Regions from separate parts of the Homo sapiens genome. Here region 1 is linked to region 2. The links are chromatin loops, found by intact Hi-C in ENCODE. Cell type or tissue: heart left ventricle. All regions are shown on one strand.

Region 1 (8,000 bases), 260 kb after region 2:
TCTCTGCCTATTCCAGGCACTAGTCCTTTATTTGCGCTTATGGTTTCAGCAGTTCTCCCCCTTGCTTTGACTTCATGAAATCCTGCATCTTTTGCAAGATTTGCACACCCTACCTTGTAGTCGATTTGCACTGCATTCATGTTATGTTGTTAGGTGCTGGACAACTTTAGTGTTACACACGTTTAAGTGGAGATCAGCTTTAAAACTAGAGAAACCATCAGTGATTACTTCCATATTACAATGATTTCTGTACAAATATATTCAAAACCTAAAGTAAAAAGAAAAAAATTCTAACACCCATTATCCTAGCATTTTTGTAGCATAAAGTGGAAGCTATGCATCTAATCGAGATCCTTCTACAGTTCCCACTGCCCGCAGGAGAGTTCCCACTCTCTTAGCTAAGAGTTCACAACCTGGCTCTAACCTTTCCTGGCTTCTCTCCCAGCAACACCTGTAATACTGTGGTCTGACCCCTGGACACCATGAGCTCTCACTTGTCCTAGCTTTGCTCTGTTTCTCCCTACGCCTTTATCCTCCAGTTAGCTCCCTTCCTCTTCTGGCCAGGCCCATCCCAGAAGAAGTAACTGTTCCCTTTTATGTGCTCTCACAGGTCTCTGTACCCACAATTATATTTGAGTCCTTATCATGCTTTATTAGTTAATCATTTATTTATTTGTCTCAACTGTCTACAAACTTCTGGACCTGGGACTTCTCCCTGAACTCCTCAAGGGTAGGGTCAGGAGTTAATGTTTACATCCTAAAGACTTGGCAGGGCTATTCCATAAAGGTTCAATGAAACAATAAATGTCCTAGCCACTTTTACTCATCCTATTTTATTAATAAATAAAGACTGGAAAAATTAGCACAAGTATATCAAAACAACAAGCTTAACTAAAATCAGTTTTCTTTTAAAAGTCCCCCAGCAAATTATTCTTTTAAAAAATGTAATAAAAACAAAAATCCCAATTATTGATTTGTGCTTCCTGATAGAAATTAGTCATAACTAGCCAGGCACAGTGGCTCACACCTGTAATCCCAACACTTTGGGAGGCTGAGGCAGGCGGATCACCTGAGGTCGGGAGCTCAAGACTAGCCTGACCAACACAGAGAAACCCCGTCTCTACTAACAATACAAAATTAGCCAGGCGTAGTGGCACATGTCTGTAATCCCAGCTACTCAGGAGGCTGAGGCAGGAGAATCGCTTGAACCCGGGAGGCAGAGGCTGTGGTGAGCCGAGATCGTGCCATTGCACTCCAGCCCTGGCAACAAGAGCGAACCTCCCTCTCAAAAAAAAAAAAAAAAGAAATTAGTCATAACTCTGTTTCAAAATAACTTTTTAATTAATGGGCAACACAAGTAAGAAGAATATACCACTTAACCAAAGTAAATGTAATTGTTACCACACAAATCACTATTGGACGCCAATGGAATAAACCATGATTATTATTTACACAAGATCACAAACAAAACTACTGGCTTGAAATATGTGTTCATTCTAGGACATTGCTAGAGCCTTTGAAAAAGAAAAATATATATATTAAAAATGAAAAATTTGTACATGAATTAATGTTTCCCCTTAATACATAACACATCTGTATGTCATAGGAAGATAGTAGGCATGGTGGTAGTAAGACAGTAAGAACACAGGCTGGAAACACAATGCTAATTGTGTGATATGGACAAATTACTTAAACTTCAATGTGCTTCAGTTTCCTCATCTGCAAAATAAAGATAATAAATGTATCCGCCTCACAGTGATGCTAGATGACTGAGTTGGCACATATAAGTCCCCGGATTCAGTGCCTGGCAGAGTACATGAATGCAGAGGAATAAATTTCAAATATTTTCACTGTTTTTTTAACTTTTTAAAGCCCTTTCACACATACTGTCTTTTCTTTTTCCTCCCAACAGTGCAATGAGATTGTTTGAATAAGAAATACTCACTTTAGAGATAAGACACCAATAGTGAAGTTGTATGATTACCCTAAGATATTTTTAAGTGGCAGAGTTTGGACTAGAATCCACCCATAACCTCAACCCCAGGACAAACTGACCAAATCTCCATGGATCCAGTTTGGAAGAATCTTTTGGGTTTTCCCCATTGCTTCCTCCTGGTTGTCAGCAACAGCCAGCCTAAAGACCTGGTGGGGGCAGATGCAGACGACCATGTGTTCAAATTAAAAAGTAGGAGAAGCCTAGCTTTCACAGAAACTGACACATAGTTGGCACTCCAGAGATTGCAGCTATTGATGACTGAAACACAAGCGCTATTACGTTTTTCTCAGTTACAGAACAAGGTACTACTCCATAAAATCAAGCCTACTACCAAAAACAAAAGTCAGTTAACATTATGCTTATCTGTCATATCAAGCATATCAAAGTACAATGTGCAACAGAAACCTAAACGAAAAAGTGATGATGTATTTTTACTTACTCTCAAAAAATATGTTTTACAAAAAGGGCTTTCATCAAGTCAGTTTTTTGAAAACTAACCCACGTAGTTATACTTCATGAGATGACGTTTCTTTGAACAAATAAGTTAATGATATGAATAAATATTTCATCTTGGTAATGCCTTCAACACATATCTTCAATACTTTTCTTGGACTTAAAGTGACTTCAATCCCTAATCTCATCTACTGCCATGTACACAAGAAACACAGTTAATGAACTTTAAAGGCAGATGCAGTATTTCCAGGGAAGCCACCTGAACCAGGGAAGTACAAGAAAGCAAAACATCTCCACAACCACATCTAAGTGCCTTATCTTTCAACTTCTTTTCTTCAAATGGGCAATTAGAAGCTACGATACACCTTAAAGATCAGGTTTGGCATCCGCCCTGGCTAGGGCCTACCTTTCTTTTCGCGGCACTGCCACTCTGGCACCTACAGGCAGGCCTTTGGCGCCTGCAGGACTCGCAGGGAAGACAACCCCAGCCCCTGCTCTCCACGGCTCTCGTCGAAGCCCCGCACGTGGTGACCACTTGAGACGTTTTAGTGCATGGGATTTAACAGGGTCAGACCTCAGGTTGCGTTCCGGGACAGTGCAGCTCCCAGACCCGCTGAGGTCGCAGGAGGAAGGTTTTGACGCTCCTAGCGTAAACACCGACGGGACCCTCTTCGCCCCGCGGCTACCTCGCCCTCGCCGCTCGCGCGGCCCCTCAGCACCTGACGCCTCAGCCAGCCTCCAGGAGTCGCTTCCCCGCGCCTCCTTCCACCTGAGCCAGCGACGCTACCGCCACCTGCACCGGGACCCCAAATGCCAGGCCAGTGGCCGTTACCCGAGGTCGCGGCCCGGGGAAGGTCCATGGCTCAGGAGGAAAAGCCCGGGCTGCAGCTCCCCTTCCTGCACCTCTGAGATCCCCCGGCCGCCGCCATTTTCCTCGCGCCGTAACCCCACCTGATAGTTCCAGCCTCCCACCTGTGACAAGCAGGGCACGCCGCGCGACGCCGAGTGGGGTGCGTGGGCAAGCTGGGGCTCCGTAGGGGTCACAACCTCCGTGCGGAACCCGCCGTTAATTCATCCCGTAACGCGGAGGCGTCCGGCCGTCGCCCTAGTAATGCGTCCCGGAAGGCTACGTCCTGATTGGCTGCAGGCGCCGTGACGCAACGGCGTCCCCGGCTGCGTGGGAAACCCGGGTCCCCGGCGCCCCGCGCTTGCTCCACAGCCCGGGATACCCCGGGTACCTTTCTTTGAGAGCTCCTTTAAAGAGGCCTCGCTTATTTCCTCGTCTGGCCTCCTGGAGAGGAGGGACCCACGGAACGGTGGGGTGTAGGGGTGAGAAAACAACGAAATAGGAAATTAGCGGAGGTCATTTGTCCGAGGGAACCTAATGGTTCATTCAACCCCTAGAGCTGCAAAATGGAAAACAGAAATCTGGGAGTTTAATTTACAAGCCTAAATTTGGTGCGCGAAGTCACAGGACAAATCAGTAGTAGAAGCAGTTATAGAACCCAGGTTCCCTGATCAGGAGCACAAAGTTTTTCTAGCACACTCAGTGTTTCCCCAGTCCTAGAAAATGTTTCCTCCCAGTTCCCATAGCAATTTCATCACACTGCTCTTAAAAGGTCTCGATCACCTATCATGGTGTGTCTGTCCTGTCCCCTAACCTACTAGATTGCATGCCCCTGAATGGTGGGGACTGTGGTTAAACCCCTTTTCATTTCCCTTAAGCAATTCCCTCCTCAACTTGGCCTTCAACAAATACAATAAGAATCTTAAAAATAATAAACATAGCTACACATCACACACAGCCACTCATCAGTAGTTCATGTATGTCTATACGTTTTATCCGTTTATTCAACAAAGCACAGAGTGAATATTTTTAAAATTACAAGGTTCCTGACCTCACAAAATTTATGGTGTAATAATAATGACCATCTACATGTTGGCTGCATAGCTTCAATATAGCTAAATTATATCCCCAAATTGCCTGTAAATCAAAGATTCTTGTGCTCTTTTCCTAAATTAGCTTCATAATTTCTCTAAGTTTGTTCCAAAACATTTTAATATTTAAGATGTGCTAAAATTGCATCAGAAAGTGAAGAATGACTACAGAGAGAAACACCAGAACAAAAGTCAATTCTGCCAATTATGCCTATGACTTTAGGCCTCCTTTTTACCTTTAAAATAAGATTACTGGAATAAAAGATCTCCCAATTCTTTTTTGTTGTTGTTAAGAGTTGGCCTGGCTATGCTCCAGAACCTTCAAGGGCTCTACTGTGGTTCTTTGGGGGCTTGCCGGAGGTTCCTCATAGCCTTTGCAGCTCCATTGCAGAGAGCTCTAGCATTGTGAGGTGTGTCCGGTGATACAGCCCAAGAGGCAAGGTTGCCCTTACCGCCCTAACCACAGAGGACAGTGCTGGGCTCTTTCTTTTTTCTTTTCTTTGCTTTTTTTTTTTTTTTTTTTTTTTTTGAGACAGGGTCTCGCTCTGTCACCTAGGCTGGAGTGCAGTGGCATGATTGTGGCCCACTACAACCCCTGCCTCCTGGACTCAAGCAATCCTCCCACCTCAGCCTCCAGACTAACTGGAACTACAGGCATCTGCCACCATGCCCAGCTAATTTTGTGTTTTTTGTAGAGACAGGATTTCAACATGTTGCCAGGCTGGTCTCGAACTCCTGAGCTCAAGCTATCCACCCACCTTGGCCTCTCAAAGTGCTGGGATTAGAGGCTTGAGCCACCGCGCCTGGCCCTGAGCCCGTTCTTGATCTGAGCTACTGATCAGTAGCCACCTTCCACGTCAACTGCTAAAGGGATAGGAACAGAATTCCCAAGGGCAAAATATGCTGATTTCTAAACTCAGAGATCTGCTAAGTGTCATGCTTCTTTCTTTTTGGCAGAGGTGCAAGGTGTAGTAACATGTTTTTCATTCTGGGGAAAATGTCTTGACGTGCCCAAGATCATTGGACCACTTCAGCATCCAAAATGATGTATAGTTTACATAATGCTATTGTACCAGGATCATTCTTTGTTTTGATACATGTTCTATGCTTACACAAGATGTTGACATAAGGGGAAGCTAGGTAAAGAATATATGGAAAAATCCCTGTACTCTCTTTACATCTCTCCTAAGTCTAAAACTACCCCCCCAGTTTTTTAAATAATTATTTTAAAATATCACCAATGTAGCAAGCTCCTGAATTTTTGTGGGGTTTATCCGCGTCTGAAATGTATGTATTTCATCAAGACATCCAGAGAAGTAGTCCCCGACCTTTTTGGCACCAGGGACTGCTTTCGTGGAAGACAGTTTTTCCATGAACGGGGTGAAGGGTGAAGGGGGTGATTTCGGGATGATTCAACCACATTACATTTATTGTGCACTTTATTTCTATTATTATTACATTGTAGTATATAACACTTAAAAAGTGGTGTTAATCTGTGCTCTACTGTCCCAAAGGGACAAGTTTCTCAATCTTTCCTGACCCCAGTAACAGAGCATCACAGCTGATGAATTGCTGAACCTCATGAGCCATTGACTTAATGGTCACATTTAATAGGGCACTCTCTGTAATGCTCAGGGACACACTATGACATACAGGAAATCTCAAGTCCTAGTTCTTATTGTACTTTTGTCATTATTGGGGTACTTTCTATGCCCATGTAATTGCTCACTCCTCTTCAAAATGTGAGAGTAATAAGGGAAAATCTGTGCTCAATAACAGACCTCAGAAAAGAGCCAAGTACATTGCCGCCAATAAAATCGGAGCAAGTCTCTCCCAAGGTAATGAATACAAGCAACATGCAGCCCAGTGCCAGCAGAGGCCACAGATACTTAACTGGAGGCCCAGAGTGGCCCATTTATTATAGCCTACAGTTTATTGCTTGCAAGCAAGAATTGCAAAATTTCTTTTGCAATTCCCTCTTTGCAAAAATTTCTATGAATGAGACTTAGCATTACCTAATATCACCAGTCATCCAACGAGATTCTGAAATTCAAAAGGCATTTGAAATGAAATGTTTTAATTTCTTGAGACATGGAGTAAGCCATGTCTTTGGTAGCTGAGGAGTTTTGGTGCTAGAAGGTACAGCTTGGAAGTAGTGACAAATTTACATTAGCACAAAACAGCTGTGGAGTCTAATTATTAATAGTTCTGATTATTCTCTTTTTGCTCCATCTCTCCCCTTCCCCGTTCCCCACCCCCATCTTTTTTGTTGTTGTTGTTGAGACAGAGTTTCGCTGTTGTTGCCCAGGCTGGAGTGCAATGGCACCATCCTAGCTCACCACAACCTCGGCCTCCCGGGTTCAAGCAATTCTCCTGCCTTATCCTCCCGAGCAACTGGGATTACATGCATGTGCCAACCACACCTGGCTAATTTTGTATTTTCAGTAGAGACCGGGTATCTCCATGTTGGTCAGGCTGGTCTTGAACTCCTGACCTCCGGTGATCCACCCCCCTCAGCTTCCCAAACTGGTGGAATTACAGGTGTGAGCCACCTCGCCCGGCCCCACCCCCATCTTTATGCTGACTTGTCCGGCTTTCCTCTCCTGACTCCTGGTCTTTTGCCTCTGGCAGGGTTTAGCCAATGGGAGGCCCTGGCTGGACTCTGCAGGGTGGGCTGAGAAACAGCTCAAGGCTGCATTCCCCTGGCTCCCTCCCTGTGGGGCTGCAGGGTGGCAGTGGCTTCAACACTTCACGTAAGGCCACAGCTCCTTGTCTAGAGCCCAGCTCTCACTGGATTCTGGGACCCACTCCCCGCCTTGTCCCTTTAGGCAGGGCCCACAGGGTGTGTGATGGCCTAACTTATTGTGTCTAGCCTCAGGGTACTTCATTGCCCTCTGTTAATTTCCCTTAACGCTGATTGTACCTTTGTAGTCAGCCTTCAACTCTCTTTAATCATCCCTCTGTGCCAAGGGTGTCACTTGTTTCTTGTGAAAACCTAACTGATATATTGATGGACCAAAATTTCACTTAGGCTAAAAAGATACAACTACCAGAAAGTATGTTTAGAACCCTGGTGATGAGTCACTCATCCAACATAGAAAAAAACAATTTTATCCTATTGCTACTACTCAATACAAACCCTCTGTATCAGTAAGGAACACCTTCCTCTGTAAGTTATCACAAACTCAACTAACAGTGCAACTAACAGTGGCTTAAACCACAAGAACATTTATTGTTACTTAACTCAAAGTGTAGAGATAGGTAATCTCAGAATTAACTCTAACTTAAAAATGACATCCAGGACTCAGGTTCTTTCATTTCTTTTTTTTCTTTTTGTTTTTGTTGTTGTTGTTGTTGTTGTTTGTTTGTTTTTGAGACCAGGCTAGAGTACAGTGGCATGATTTCATCATAGCTCACTGCAGCCTGGGCCCCAGGGATCCTCCTGGCTAAGCTTTTTTAATTTCTTAGAGACAGGGTATTGCTATGCTGCCCAGACTGGTCTTGAACTCCCAGCCCCAAGCAATCCTCTCGCTTCCTGAGTATTTGGGATTACAGGCATGAACCACAGCACCCAGCCAACTCAGGTTCTTTCTCTCCTTCTGCCCTGCCTTCC
Region 2 (8,000 bases):
CACCTGTAATCCCAGCTACTCGGGAGGCTGAGGCATGAGAATCACTTGAATCCAGGAGGCGGAGGCTGCAGTGAACAGAGATCACACCACTGCACTCCAGCCTGGGCAACAGAGTGAGACTCTGTCTCAGAAAAAAAAAAAAAAGTAAAGAGTATGTGTTTCTACATCAAGCTAGCAGTACCTGTCACTGTAAAGGGTTAAGGACAGTACAATTTTGTTCTCCCTCTCCCAGCCTCTTCTTCTCTATTAAATCACATAAGCCTTCCCAGCATTGGTTCCTGGACTTTGCCTTGGAGAGGCGGTGAGGCAGGTGCCCCGTAGGTGTCCTAAGGGCATGATTCTCAAGCCAGAATCACTGGGAAAGTTGGTGAAAATGCTTTCCTGGGCCTACCTCTGCAGAGTCCAATTTAGTAAATTTAGGGGGACTTAGAATCTGCATTTAATAAACTCCCCAGAGGACTCTAGTATACTGCAAGAGAAGAGCACCAATCTCCACTGGGCTAGGAGTGGAAAGTGAGGAGCTGCCGAGGCTTTGATGGGTGGAGGAGGGGCGTCATGCTAACAAGCTCTCTTGGCCCCAGCGCCCCATGGGAAGGTCAATATTGTACCTGATTTTCCAAATGAAAATCAAATACGGCACACGGATCTGCTTTATGGGTGATAAAGTTGCAATGGCTCTAACAGAGGTGAAATTGATTCATATTTGTCAGGCCGGGAGATGAGAGAACTAGGCTCCAGGACCCCTTGGCCTCTTGCCTGGCAGCCCCTGTAGACATATTTTTGGACAGGAGGTATTTCAGAGTGAGAGCATGCCACAGGTAACTTCACTTAGCTCAGAATGGGAGCCACCAGCTTTTGAGCACCTGTCATGTACAGGAATTAGGCTCCATTGTCTCCAGCCCTTAAACTCCCTTACAAGGATTAATACCAGAATGCTCAGATGAGGAAATGGAGGGTCTTGCCCCAGGCCATGAAGACACAAGGAGCAGAGTGCGGGTTGGTTGTACTCCAAAGCCATGCTCTTTCCATTGGCCCACACAGCTCTGGGAGAGGAAGACAGCTCCTGGCCCAGGCGTGCCTGCTCAAGGGAGAGCCGGCCAGTCCCGAGAGGGGCTAAGCATCTGCTGTCCTGGGCTGGGAAGGGCTGCTTCAGCACTGCCTGCCAGGAGGGCCTAGGAGTCTAGAGATGAGAGTGAGAGAGATTGACAGGAAACCTGGATGGTGCCTTTGTAAGGTACAGTGATCCATCTCAATAATAATTGTGTCACCTCGTCAATATCAAAATATCTCATCAGCTTTCATGAGTCACTGTAGGAATGGCCAGCTGTAAACTCACATCTAGAAAAGGGGAAAACTCAGAAATGTCTCAAGTGCCAGCCTGTTCAGTCCTATAAACTCTTCCATGCCATGCTGTCCATCCAGTGCAATAAGCAGAAAACTCGGTGAGCATGGGCTGACTCCAGGCCAAAACGAGCTCATATGCGTCTGTGACTCCACGAGGCTATGAGCACCTCAAAAGCAGCAGCTCTGCCTTGCCCAGGTTGATCTCCAGGGGCCAGCTTGCGCCTGTTGCCTCGCGAGCCCTCAGTAGGAAGCTGTGTGGCCTGTCCAAAAATATGCCTAAAGGAGCTGCCAGGCAAGAGGCCAGGAGGTCCTGGAGCCTAGTTCTCCCGTTTCCCAGCCTGACAAATATGAATCAATTTTACCTCTGTTGGAGCCACTGGAACTTCATCACCCATTAAGCAGACCCATGTGCCCTATTTGATTTTCATTTGGGAAACCAGGTACAATATTGACATTTCCATGGGGTCCTGGGGCCGAGAGAGCTTGTTAGCATGAAGCCTTTCCTCCACCCATCAAGGCTCCATCCCTGCCACCTACCTCCCAGCTGTTCAACCCTGACCCTAACCTCGGGGCCTAGCTGCTCTCCTCTGTCAAGTGGGCATTTTAAAATACTACCACTTGTCCAAACCCACAGATTGTACGTCACCAAGAGTGAAGAAAAACCTTCGGACTGTGAGTGATCATGCTGTATAGACATAGACTCACTGATTTTATCACATGTGCCACTCTGGTGTGGGATGCTGGCCACGGGGAGGCTGTGCATATGTGGGGGCAGAGGGTATACAGGAACTCTCTGTACTTTCTGCTCAGCCTTGCTGTGAACCTAAAACCGTTTTGAAAAAATCAAGTGTATCTAAAAGGCAGGGAGTTGGGAATACTGCCTCTTGAGGTTGCTGTGAGAATTGAATAAGATAATGTCAATGCACCCAGCGCGGTCTTTGGTGCACAGTGTGGTCCATGGTAGCTGAATGAGGGGCTATCACCCTCCTGAAACCCAGGAGGAGGCTGAGGGCAGTGACAGATGCTCACTTCTAGCACATCTCATCTCCTCCGGGGTGGGGATAGGTGAAAGAACTGAGGACCAGATGATCTTGCTAGTACTCAGGAGATAGGGCAGCAAAGATGACTCAAGAAAGAATAACAGGCCCAGGCCTAGGATCAGCCCCTCCCTCCCTCTCTAGCAGACAGATCTTCTCAGAGCCGACAGATCTTCTCAGAGCCAACAGAAGAAATGGGAGAGGACTTGGCTATTTGGCAAAAGCACAAATCTGGCTGGGCTATGCCCCGGCTCTCAAGTCCTCATCTGCTCCACAATGATCTCACCAGGCACACTGGCCTCTCCTCCCACTGGGTGGACCCTGCAGCCATTATGGGTGCCATTCAGCCGAGCAGGAAGAGAACAGGCTGGTGTCTGCAGACCTGCATTTCAGGCCCCATTCTGTGGCTGTGTGACTTTGAGAACATCTCTCCCTTCTCTGTGCCTCTGTTTCCCCAGGCCAGCTTTTCTCTCTTCCTTCACTGAATATGTCACTGAGTGCTATCCTTGAGCCAGATAATCCCTGAGGGTCCTTTCAATGTGATATGATTTTTTTTGTTTTTGTTTTTGTTTTTGTTTTTTGAGACGGTGTCTCACTCTGTCGCCCAGGCTGGAGTGCACTAGCATGATCTCGGCTCATTGCAAGCTCCGCCTCCCGAGTTCACGCCATTCTCCTGCCTCAGCCTCCTGAGTAACTGGGATTACAGGCGCCCGCTACCATGCCCAGCTAATTTTTTGTATTTTTAGTAGAGATGCGGTTTCACCGTGTTAGCCACGATGGTCTCGATCTCCTGACCTTGTGATCCGCCCGCCTCAGCCTCCCAAAGTGCTGGGATTACAGGCGTGAGCCACCGTGCATGGCTAAAATAATATATTTTAAATGCATTGGAGAAATATAAAACATGCAGACACGAAATATACAGATAAAAATGGAAATGTTTTCTTAATCATGGGAGATGGCACTTTTCCTCCTGAGTTCTGCCTGCGAATCTACATTTCTATAGACTTTGTGAACATGAATGTTTGCTTGGAAAGTGCCTGGATAGCTTTGAAGTCTGCAAGGCTGTGATCTTGCCCTCAGGATCTGGCTGATACTGGTCAATCACCTGCCTCCTTGCAAAAGGAGGGTAGCATGAAGCCGGGACAAACATGGATACTTCCTGGACCACAGCTCTTGAGTTCCCTTGAACTTCCCTCCACAGCCACACCTGTTCTCCCTGCCAGACCCGTCCCCTGGCCCAGAGCCTGTTGAGGAACCAGATCTCTGGGGGAGGCACAGGATGTGGAGGGACATGTATGAGTTTTGGCTTCAAACAGATATAATTTCAATCTTAGCTCTGCCATTGACTTGCTGTGTGACCTTGGGAAGTAACTTACCGTCTCTGAACCTTGTTGCCCTGTATCTATTTAGCAGAGAGAATAAATCTCTCTCTGACAGGGTCGTTGTAAGTATTATATAGAATGACACAGGTCATGTCTCTGGCCACATAAATAGCTGAGCCACTTTATTTAACAAGATAGTTGGAATCTCGTCCTTGGATGAGATAAACCGTATAAAGCGTTAGGTCGTGCCTAGGTAAGAACTTGCCTCTATTGGCTACTATCATCATCATCATGTTGCTCATTTTCATCACCATCTCTATCATTGTATTCCCTTCCCTGTGACCTCCAGGTGGCAGCATGGGGCCATGGAGCCACAGCCCTCCTCCTCAGGCTGTCACTTCAAAACTGTGAGCGGGCAGGACCCTTGGGTGACACTCCTTGGGTGACACTAACCTGAGCTGTCACCATGATAGCCAAGTGAGGAGCACTTAAACACCTTATTTTCATCCTTAGGACCTTCTGCAGGAAACAGTTATCCACATCGTATATGGATGAAAGGTGGGCTCGGGTGGGAGGAGCCACTAGTGGGAGTGGAGCCAGGAATCAAAGCCAGTCTCCACTACCTGCCGGCTGGGGCACCTGCCCACTGCGCTGGAGCCTCCGAGTGGGTTCCAGCATCTCACCTGGCAGGTAGGAAAGTGAGGCCAAGGGGCGAGGGGACTAGCCCCAGGATCGGGCTCCTAGGAAGGGCTCCTTCCCACAGAGCCCAGTCTCCGGGAGTGGCTCGTCAGCCACGGCCCCAGCACTGACTTGAGCCTCAGCCTGGGCTCCCTGGAGGGTCTTGGCAACCTCAGGGAAGCATCCCATGACTTGTCTCTTTCTGCCTTGCCCAGTGGGACCTCTTCTGATCCCCAAGTAATCTTTGCTACCAGGAACCAAAGTGATTTGTGGAAACTTCCTCCAAATCCCCAGCTAATCCTCTTCTTTTAGTGAGGTCCTTTAGCAATCACATTTGCTGCTTGGTGACCTCTAATCCCCTTATTCTCAAAGGTCCCTGGGGAGGCACATGTGCAGATGTGTGTCCCTGCTGGGGCCTCTTGAGCTGGTCCAGGCCAGAGCAGCATGTCTGTGACCACCAGCTTGTCCCACTCAACTTTGATCTGCTTTCCTCCCTCCTAGGGGTCTCACTTTAAAGTTGGCCAGGGAGAGGCCTTAGGTCTGTGCCCAGTGGTCTCTGGATAGGGCTTGCTGGCCATCAGCTGAGAAGCCCCAGTCCCCTGGCGTCTCCATGCTGATTGACTCTCAGAGGGATCCTCATATTTGAAGTTAGGGCCTCAGTTTCCTCCTCTCTTAAACAGGGATAACATTAGTCGTACCTCGAAGGCATGCAATGAGGAGTTACCAAGGTAATATATCCAATGAGGTTAAAGAAATCAGAATCAGTTAGCTATGTTACCTAGAGTATCTACCTGCCACCCCCACCCCTCAAGGACTCCGATCTCACCCGCCTCTAAAGGGGTCACCCCAGGGTACGCAGTTGCTCACAAAGGCTGAGAGATGTGATGGGGGGCAGTTCTTCAGCAAGCCGAGCCCACTGTGGGCTTTGCAGGTTCTGGGGACTCCCTGTCCCTCAACAATTCTGACTGGGAAGGGGTCCAAGAACCTGGAGCTGTAAGAAGGTGCGCTGAACAGAGGAGAGATTCGAGATATGGCTACACAGGGCCAGGGAGGCAGGAGCTGGGGAGGGGTGGCATCTGCCTCCCAGCCAGAACAGAGAGGGTGGTCCCAGCAGTGCCCAGGCAGTGGGGGAAGCCACAGCCTCAGGCGGGTGGCAGGGGAGAAGCAGAGGGGCTGGGTAAGGTAACTCTGTAAACTGGGGTAATTTATTTAATCTTTGAGCACAGTTACAGTATATATTTTGTGACCCACAAATCAGCAGGGTTCCCACTGCCCCCAAGAATGAGATAAGATTGGCTCTAGCACCCTGTGAGAGTTCAAGTTCAGGTCCCTCTCGGGGATTTATGCCGGTGCCCTGGCCTCCTGCCCCTGAGCTCTCTCCTCCTCCCCTCCGAACTCTGTAGCTGCTCTCTTATCTCTTCCTAGGTGTTGGCCTGATCATGAAATCCTTTTTCCTTTCCTACGGCCATGCTACACTGGGAAAAAAATGAAAACAAAACTCACCCTCTCCAGGATAGATGGTTCCAGGCCTTTTCTGGGATCATGCTTTGCTTAGGCCAAAGCTCAGGACCTCATCCTGGTCATCGAGGAGCTGCCCCTCCTAGGGACACACAAGCACATCCTTCTCCAGCTGCACTGTGAGATTACGTCCCAGAGACGGTTACCTGAGTGTGTGTCCTGGCAGCTTGTGTGTCAGATACACAAGGCCATGGCTTCAATTTCCTCAGAAATGTGTCATAATGAATGTGACCGACATCTTTCTCCTCTCTCAGCCTAGAAATCCTCAGCACTCTATTCCCTGGAGTTCCTCTAAGGAAACTGACATGCAAGGAGGCAAGGAATGGGGTCTTTCTCCCTAATCAGCTATCAAAAGTGATTTAAAAATGCATTGCCTTCAATCAATAATTTTCTATTTAAATATAACAGAAACATTTTGCTCACAATAAAACTTTATGCGGGAACTCCAATACATATTTAAAAAGTGAAAACAGAACTGCTTGGCTGAATCTGGGAGAGGCAGAGGGAATGATAATGCCTGCTCCTGGGCTTGTCTCTCCCAAACCCCATGGGAATCTCTGAGGCATTCTGGGCTCTGGAGAACAGAAAGAGAAATAAAAACTGTATCTTTAGCCAATGTAAAGTCATCCGGCTCAACTCTTATTAAGATAAATGTAAATTAAAACTGCACAGAGATACTATTTTTGCCCTACCAGATTGGCAAAGATCCAAAAGTTTGGGAATGTTCTATTTTGGCAAAGGTATAGGAAACGGGCACTCCTATGCATTTTAGGGGAGACTCTAAATTAGTGTAGTGCCTGGAAAGGGCAATATGGCAATATTCATAATACAAATGCACATACCCTTAGGCCTAGAAATTTCATGAGCAAGAATTTATGCTACAGATTATCTCTGCAGATAAGGGAAGTAAGCTTATAGTACTGATTGTTAACAGTGTCAAAGGCAGTAAACAACCTAAATATCCATCAATGGGCAGTTAAATAAATAGTATGTGATTAAACTAATGTTGTACCCATACTGTGGAATATTATAGAGTTATGAAAATTAGAAAATTCTTTGTGTTGATCAGGAAAGGTCTTCGAAACATATTGCTAAGTGAATTTAAAAAACAAGAAAACAGAACAGCATGCAAAGTATGCTACCATTTAGTGTAAAAATAATTGGGGAGAGGACACGGAGGTATTTTCTTGTAATTGCACAAGATATTTCTGAGAGGATAATAAGAAACAAGTAACACTGGCTTCCTAGAACCAGGTGGCCAGAGAATAGGGATGGGATGGAGACGTTTATTGCATACTCTTTTGAATTTTGAACCACGTAATTGTGCATCCTATTCAAGACTTAAATTTAAAAATGTATAAGAACAAACAACAAAAAGAAAATCATTGCATGAGATAAAACAAAGGTGTATGTTATTCTTCTGCTTTAACTATACATAGAATAATCTGTACTCTCAAAGAATCCAAAAAGTAAAAATACAAATAACATTTTTAAAGATTACCTAACAAGTAAGCTCCAAGACTCTTAAACTCCAAAGCTGTGGATTTCTGGCTCCTGCTTAGGGTGTAGAAAGCTGCAAAGAGCGTTGCTGTCATCCTTACCAAAAGAAAAAGCCAACAATCTGCAAAATGACTTTTCTTGATCTCATCAGAGAACTGGGATTGCGAGTAACAAACTAACCCAAAATGTAAGAAAAAGCAGGCACCTCCAAAGGGAGACAGAACACAGGTACTTGCTTACATGTCAGACTCCATACAAACTGGAAAGAATTCAGCCAAACTTCCTAACAAATATGTGGGGGCTGTATAATCGTATAGACCCCTTGGGAGTTGTAGACATAAGGGGAATCCACGGTCCATTGCAATCTCTTCTCCATAGACCACACTAGATGCTCACAAGAAAGCAGGAGGGTGAGAAATATGATCAGACCTCTCTCCGGGTTCAGGGGAAAAGTGTTGCAGGGAAGCTCAAAGTTCCACACAGACCCTTCTCCCTATATCCCCTGTGGAAAAAAAAAGCAAACAAACTATTGGAGAAAAGACAGCAAACTTTGTTGTCCTTAGGGAGCAGGTGAAAATCTGTCACAGCTGCGAGAAGAGAA

Evidence for each region. A loop is a pair of places that touch in the nucleus more often than their neighbours do. Peaks named below come from ENCODE experiments on the same cell type or tissue, not always from the same donor. Only the 100,000 strongest peaks of a DNase experiment are listed, where the experiment ranks them.
Region 1: a loop joins it to region 2, with 3 times the contacts of the local background. A loop is called at or near these places in 17 of 110 quality-filtered maps.

What each region holds. Positions count from the first base shown.
Region 1 is chr2:30,442,805-30,450,804 of GRCh38, reverse strand. It overlaps LCLAT1 (lysocardiolipin acyltransferase 1), which reads right to left and starts at 3,559. Exons shown (of 6, transcript NM_001002257.3): 1 at 3,422-3,559. RefSeq lists enhancers at 2,395-3,131, 3,329-3,448, 3,659-3,718, 3,759-3,828, 3,132-3,869 and 1 more. In heart left ventricle, a CTCF peak has its summit at 3,085; DNase peaks (open chromatin) are centred at 2,974 and 3,574; H3K4me3 peaks cover 2,565 bases; H3K27ac peaks cover 2,234 bases.
Region 2 is chr2:30,703,248-30,711,247 of GRCh38, reverse strand. No RefSeq gene overlaps it. Among named protein-coding and RNA genes, the nearest start is that of CAPN13, 100 kb to the left of the region's middle. In heart left ventricle, CTCF peaks have their summits at 2,215 and 4,050 (motif pointing right); a DNase peak (open chromatin) is centred at 4,077; H3K27ac peaks cover 732 bases.